2 separate regions of the Homo sapiens genome follow, and region 1 is linked to region 2. A link is a contact called in ENCODE Hi-C data. All regions are on one chromosome and are shown on one strand. The core of a region is the stretch at or near the end of the contact, and the rest is flanking DNA. Distances in the headings are between cores, read along the strand shown.

The links. A loop is a pair of places that touch in the nucleus more often than their neighbours do. Pooled maps may share reads with other maps.
Region 1: a loop to region 2 is called in a pooled map, with 5 times the contacts of the local background. The contact joins two enhancer-like sites. A Hi-C loop is called at or near these places in 4 of 37 single-sample maps with no recorded cell type and 8 of 50 pooled maps.

What each region holds. Positions count from the first base shown.
Region 1 is chr9:89,738,875-89,742,534 of GRCh38, forward strand. No RefSeq gene overlaps it. Among named protein-coding and RNA genes, the nearest start is that of LINC03062, 100 kb to the left of the region's middle. RefSeq lists a silencer at 2,125-2,174. Within about 2 kb of position 1,942, at least 2 of the 41 ENCODE cell types and tissues checked have a DNase peak (open chromatin) inside an H3K27ac peak, as active enhancers do.
Region 2 is chr9:89,420,265-89,424,162 of GRCh38, forward strand. The region is part of intron 2 of SEMA4D (semaphorin 4D); the gene reads right to left. Among named protein-coding and RNA genes, the nearest start is that of SEMA4D, 76 kb to the right of the region's middle. RefSeq lists an enhancer at 326-475. Within about 2 kb of position 1,952, at least 6 of the 41 ENCODE cell types and tissues checked have a DNase peak (open chromatin) inside an H3K27ac peak, as active enhancers do.

The sequences.
Region 1 (3,660 bases), core at 692-3,191, 320 kb after region 2:
CTGTGCCTCAGAGGCTGCCCTAGATGAACTCTGTCAGACAGCTCCCCTACTTGGGCCTCCTTTTGAGGTTCCCTCAGTGGGGAGCATCCTATGCCTGAGCTGCAGGGTCTCACGGAGGTCCTGCCTCCACTTCACATACCTGGCTCCTGCTTTATCATTCTTTGAAGTTCACAGTCCTCCCTGAAACTCCATCATTCAGTGCACTCCTGTTTCCCCGTAGATAAGCTCAGGAAGAGCAGGAGCCTTTCTGTCTTGCTCACTGATGAATCCTTACCACCTAGAGTAGTGTGGCTCCTTGTAGATGCTCAATACATACTTGCCCAGTGAATGAACGAGGAATGTTTCTGTTTGGCTCCATGATGTCAAGTATTACAGTGATTGAAACCAATGAGTTGGAAATATAAATGAGAACACTATCAAGACCCATGTTCCTCAAATTAGCTTAATTTCTCTGAATTTGAGACTGTCCTTTCTCTTTTTGCTGTTCTTGCTGGCAAGCCCTGGGAAGGGGCAAAACAAAAACAAAAACAAAAACAAAACAACACAAAACAAAACAGTCCAAGTTTAATGAGGGATGCAGAAAAACCAGAGAGGAAGTGGAAGCCAAATGGCTCCATGGACTTCCAGCCACAGTGGCCACTTGCAGGAGAGCTTCCCTTAGGCTGGAGGGCACTGTCCAAGCATTTAACTCGTCTTTCAGTTTTCCTTGATCATCTCCAAAGTGGCACCCACATCCTTTCTTTCTCTCATTTTCTCCAAGCCGCTTGAGAAATTCACAAGAGTCATGGTTAGCGTCTGAGCGAGGAGAAGCTGGGGCTTAGAGGAGGAAGAGCTTCCAGCTGACCTCAGCAACTGCAGGGTTTAGTGATCTTTGGGCTGATTTTGAGTCAGAGGTGCCTTTCCTCCTTAATGCTAGAAGATGGTTATCACATGCATTGTTGTGCATGGGTTGACTGTTTTTGAAAATAACCCAAGAAAGAGTACAATGAAAAAATCTGAAAAACTGGTCATCAAGGGTTCTAGTAATGACCAGTATTTTCTTTCCTTGAAAGACCTAGTCGTTATCTATGTCCTTATTTCTCGGACTTCTGATGATACTGCATCATTAATATCTCCAACAAGGCCAGAAGGGCCACGGGGGTGCTGTCCTCACCTTGGAGACAGGGATCCACGTGCTGGCCCTGGTGGTCAGACAGGCAGGGGCTCAGTGGTGGAGTGGCAAAGGGGACCCGGCCTCAGAGGTCACTGTGCCTCAGTATTTTGGGCTTGCGAGTAGCTTTTTGTGTTGGCAAAGGGCTCTCAGTGCACCTGATATGGCTCACTCCCTGTCTGTAATCAGAGCCACGCTGCTAGACCCGGGTCATTTTCTGCTTCAGGAAAGGAGCCATGGCTGGGTGGTGGCTATCAGTCTAGAAACAGGGTTTCTGATTCTTTCGGCCAAGAATGATGGAAAAAATGGAGCTGGGGGTGAGAACTTAGCCCCAAACATCTTCTGTGAGTTAAGACTATTTTGTATTTCAACCCTTGATTTTGTTGCTACCTCCTTCCTCATTTTCTGGGGAAAAAAAAGTTCCTAACTGCACTTTAAATATATCTAGGCTGCTTGGGGCTTGGACAGACACTGCTATGTCGATGTTGCTAGCAGCGTTATTTGCAATAGCCAAAAGTTAGAAACAGCCCAGGAGGCAATCGATGGATGAGTAGATAAACAACATGTGGTCTATACATATGTATTAATTAGGTTTTTAATTTTTACTATTTCCTGATGCTGTGACATCTGGGACCTTGCTGACCCTGGAGGGGCTGCTCGTTCCAGGGACCAGCTGATTTCCAGTGAAGTTCCCCTGCAAACATCCCTTTCATAAGCAAACCAGCCAGTCCCAAGCCACCCCAACTACCTCCTCTATGGGGCTCTCACAGTCCAGGGCACTATCTCCCTGCACTCATCAGCCCAGGGCACGTACGAGACACCTAGGGACAGCCCCTGCACCCTAGAGCCTGCTGAAATCATGCAAACTAGCCAACCCTAAGCCTGCTTACCCTGCCTCGCTTGTTCCTTCCTGCGGAAACCCCAATAAAGGCTCCTGCCCACGTCTGCACCCCCTGCCCCCGTCCCCACCCCTGCCCCCTGACCCACCCTGGTGCTTCCTTGTGTGGCCCGGGGTGTGGCGTGCCCTGCCTCCTGTGTCCAGAGTCTGTGAATATTAACTTTCTCCTTCCTAACAGTCTTTTCTGTGTCTGAATTTCTTACTACACCTGATTGAAACAAATCCCCAGCACATTTTAAAACAACATACATGGAGTGTAATTCAGCCGTAAGAAGTAATGAAGTTCTGCCCCATGCTACAACATGGATGAAATTTTTTTTTTGTGTGTGTGTGTGTGTGTGATGGAGTCTTGCTCTTTTGCCAGGCTAGAGTGCAGTGGTGCTATCTCGGCTCACTGCAACCTCCGCCTCCTGGGTTCAAGCGATTCTCCTGCCTCAGCTTCCTGAGCAGCTGGGATTACAGGTGCATGCCACTGCGCCCGGCTAATTTTTTGTATTTTTAGTAGAGACGGGGTTTCAACATGTTAGCCAAGATGGTCTCGATCTCCTGATGTTGTGGTACACCCGCCTCAGCCTCCCAAAGTGCTGAGATTACAGGCGTGAGCCAAGGTGCCTGGCCACAACACGGATGAATCTTTTTTTTTTTTTTCTCTTTTTTTTTTAGAGACGGAGTTTCGCTCTTTCTCCCAGGCTGGACTGCAGTGGTGCTGTCTCGGCTCACTGTAAGCTCCGCCTCCCGGGTTCATGCCATTCTCCTGCCTCAGCCTCCCGAGTAGCTGGGATTACAGGCGCCCGCCACCGCGCCCGGCTAATTTTTTGTATTTTTAGTAGAGACGGGGTTTCACCGTGTTAGCCAAGATGGTCTCGATCTCCTGACCTCGTGATCCGCCCGCCTCGGCCTCCCAAAGTGCTGGGATTACAGGCTTGAGCCACCGCGCCTGGCCACGGATGAATCTTAAGGATGTTATGTTAAGTGAAGCAAGCCAGGCCCCCAAATGCTCCGACATACCGTGAAACACAACTGAGGGGTAAGAAAGAACAAACTATTGATCCCTGCGACAACTTGAATGAGCCTCCAAGGCATTAGGGTGAAAGAAGGCAATCTCAAAAGGCTACACATCCATGTATATGACATTCCTGAAAAGGTGACCTAGGGAGAAAGAGTAGATTGGTAGTTGTAAGCGGTTGGGGTGGGGGAGGTTGTGAATATAAAGGGGAGGTACAGGGAGTTTTCTTGGGGGATAGAACATCTCTGTATCCCAGTTGCAGTGGTGGTTACACAATCTATACATGTCTTAAAGCTCATAGAACAGTACACTGAAATAGTTATTTTTATTATTTATTAATTGAAAAAGGACAAAAGAGGTAAAATGACTCTATCAATTCAATTGAGATGTCATTATTTTTATTTTTATATTTATTTATTTATTTATTTGAGATGGAGAATTGCTCTACAAGGCTGGAGTGCAGTGGTGAGATCTCGGCTCACTGCAACTTCTGCCTCCCAGATTCAAGCGATTCTCCAGCCTCAGCCTCCCGAGTAGCTGGGACTACAAGTGCGTGCCACCACACCCAGCTAATTTTTCTATTTTTAGTAGAGATGAGGTATCACC
Region 2 (3,898 bases), core at 702-3,201:
TACACGGTTTGTTTCTTCTTTCTCAGCGTGCAACCCCACAGTTATGAGTTACCTGGCTTAAAAATGCAAACCCACACTTCTCATGTAATTACTCATCATGCTGTTTTAACTCATATCTCCCAACTCCTGACAGCACAGGTAAAAAGAATCCAATGGCCTGTTCATCAAAAAGCAATGAAATTAATTAGGAGAGAGAAGCATTTCCCTCTCATGGCCTTCACATCCTCTCCTGGTGCACCCCCTCTAGTGCAGGAGAGTGTGGGGCTCCAACGCCCAGGCCTTGCGAACAGGTATTTAGTGGTCGCTGATGGCAGAAGGACAGAGCCACTGGCAGCGCCTTCATCTGGCCTCCATCCTGCAGACATGACCTCGCCTTCTGGGCGTACTCCCTAAGCAGGGACCTGGTGTTCTTCAGCACACAGAGAAGACAAGTGGGATGAAGCAAGAGCAAGGGGCTCTGCAATCAGAGGAACCTGGGTTCCAGTCCTGGCTTCTCCAAGTTGTGTGTTCCTGAGGGAAGTTACTGAGCCTCTCTGGGCCTCTGTTTCCTTATCCAAAAAGTGGGCATACTAATACTGCCTGTCTCATTTGGTTATGAGGATCCATGACTAATCAGTTAATGCTTCCTAGTGCTTTCCTAGGTGCCCGATGCTGTTTAAGCACTGGGAGGCATTAACTATCATTCTTACCACTTGTGAAATGAAGCCAGTTATATCTGCCTAGCTAAGAAGACTCAGAGAGATATAACAAGCAGGGTGCAGCTATTAGCACATCTAACAACCCCTACTGCCAGGGACTGTGGGCTCCACCAGCCTCCTCCTGCACACACGGGGGATCGGGGCTTCCCCAGGTCCACATAGACTCCTGGAAGCAGGGCTTAGGAACACTGTGACAGGCAGCACTGCTGTGGCTGTGGACGGGGAGAGGGCCGTGAGCCCCTTCTGCTCAATCTCCTCATCCTGGCCCAGAAGCAGGTAAGGAAGTTCCGGAGGCAGAGAGCAATGGGGGACCTTCTGCTGAAATTGGCACTGCAGCACACACCTCGATGGGGTAGGCATGCATATTACAACACAATACCATTACACTCTGCTGAGCAGGGCACCCATGAGAAAGGCTGGCTACAAAGTACACAGACAGGGCCCGGAGGACATGTTTCCGCACCCTGCTGGGCAACACCTGCCAAGAAGCTACATCCAGAATCTCTGATCCAACAGTCCTCTACCAAGAATTCAGTATGGATATACCCCATGTGTGCAATATGACTGGAACGAGGCTATTCAATAGGTAAACTCCAAAGACACCCAGAAGTCCACCAGTGTGTGTGCGTCTATGTGCATGGGTACACACAGATACAGCATAGAACGTTTTCTATACAAATTATTGCACATTCCAGAGGATGGAATACTATGCAACTGTTAAAAAGAATAAAGCTGCAATTGTATGAAAGGGCGCTGTTCAGTAAAAAGTAAGGTTCCCAAAAATGTGAGTAGTATGTTTCCGTCTGTGCAGGCACATGGTGTGTGACCGTGTGTGTGCGTGTGTGTGTGTGTGTGGGTGTGCACACAGGCTCATCAGAAGGATGATTCAAGAGATCACAATTTAATCAAGAACCTGCTGGCAGCAATGCCTATAGAGAGAATTTGATCTGCAAAAGGAGTGTGCTTCATTTTTCATGATTTTGATTCTTTAGAACTATTCGAATTCCTTCCTTAATCATGTGGTTTTCTAACTAAAATATTTTAAATCTGATATCAAAAGTAAAATACAGTAATTGTAGAAAATTTGAAAAATTCAAGAAAGGCAAGAGAACACATTGCTGACGATCTCTAAAAAGGTTACACAGGTTATAACGCTGGTTAAAGTAAGATCCCAGCTCGGGTGTCTCCTGTACTAACTTTACTAAGAGGAAGATTTCATCAAAATGGAAATTTTTAAGAACAGCAGACAGACATGACATACAGTTCTGGTCTTTCTGGCATTTTGGTGAATTCCTCATTCTAAGAAACTCTGACTCATTCACTCAACAGTCACTACTGGAGGGTGTGGGGTGAAGGTGAGAGTCAGATATAGACTGTAGACCCCCAGCCCCTGCTTTCTGGCTTGGGGAGGGCAGGCCACAGCAACCGCACAGGACGGTTGGGGGGCCCTGCTGGCTCTGTAACATGGGAAGTGGGACAGGCAGGCTGGGAGCCATGCAAGAGGAGACCTGAAGTCCAAGAGAGAGGCTGGAGCCTACAGGCTGGTAGAGGAAGAGGGCCCGCGTGGGTCACGTCCAGGTCCTGTGTGTCCCTGCCCCGAGCACCATGCGTGCGCATCCCCGTGCCGTTTATTACGTGGTGCCCTCAGCAGCCTGTCACGGCTGTGCAATATTCCATAATTAAATATCATAATGTGGGACATTCCGATCCTTTCCAACTCTCCACTTACAATTCATTTTTCTTTAACCACCAGCAGTACCCGGCCAAGAATCTTTTCTGTCTGGAATGTTCACAGTGATGTTACAGAGGTCTAGGCACCACACAGAGGGCACTGGGAGATGGGCACGGGGGAGATTCCATGGTTCCATCATGTCTGTCTGCTGTTCTTGAAAATCTCCATTTTGATGAAATCTCTTAATAAAGTTAGTACAGAAGACACAAGTGCTGGGATCTTTAGTAGTCGTTACAACCTGTATAACCATTTTAGAGACTGTCAGCAATGTGTCAGCAATGTGTTCTTCTCTTGCCTTTCTTAAACAGAGGCTCAGGGCTTCTACTGATCAGGCTGACAGGTTTGCTTCCTTTAACTGGGAAATAATCACACATAACTTCCATGATTTATTTTCATTTGACTCTCTTCTAAAACTTTCAGTTAGTTGAGCTGAAGTCATTTTTGCAAAGTAATACTATATTTGCTATAAAATACAAGTCACCTAGCTCAAACTTTTTTTTTTTTTTTTTAAATTGAGATGGAGTTTCACTCTTGTTGCCCAGGCTGGAGTGCAATGGCGTGATCTCGGCTCACTGCAATCTCCACCTTCCGGGTTCAAGTGATTCTCCTGCCTCAGCCTCCCAAGTAGTTGGGATTACAGGCATGTGCCACCATGCCTGGCTAATTTTGTATTTTTCGTACACACAGGGTTTCTCCATGTTGGTCAGGCTGGTCTCAAACTCCCAACCTCGGTGATCCGTCCACCTCGGCCTCTCAAAGTGCTGGGATTATAGGCATGAGCCACTGTGTCCGGCCAGCTCAAACATTTTTTATGCTTCTTTCAAGTCTATTAGAAACCTTAATTGCTTCTTAGTTTCTCCCCCAACTATGGAGGAAGCATATTGTGATAGCTGCAGTGCCGGCTGTGAGGCCAGCTTGCCTGGTTCAGATTCCCATGCTGCCACATCCCAGCTGTGTGACCCAGAACAGGCCTCTGCCCCTTCCTATCCCTCAGATACTTCCTTAGCACCTCCCCTCCCTCTGCTACTCCCTCAGTACTTCACCTCCCCCGGCTATTACCTCAGCACCTCCCCTCCCTCAGCTACTCCCTCAGTGCCTCCCCTCCCTCCACTAATCCCTCAGCACCTCCCCTCCCTCAGCTACTCCCTCAGCACCTCCACTCCCTCAGCACCTCCCCTCCCTCAGCTATTCCCTCAGCACCTCCTCTCCCTCCACTACTCCCTCAGTACCTCCCTTCCCTCAGCTACTCCCTCAGCACCTCCACTCCCTCAGCACCTCCACCCCCTCAGCTACTTCCTCAGCACCTCCCCTCCCTCCCTACTCCCTCAGTACCTCTCCTCCCTCAGCTACTCCCTCAGCACCTCCCCTTTCTCAGCTACTCCCTCAGTACTTCACCTTCCCCAGCTACTCCCTCAGCAACTCCCCTCCCTCCACTACTCCCTCAGCACCTCCTCCTCCCCACAGCTAC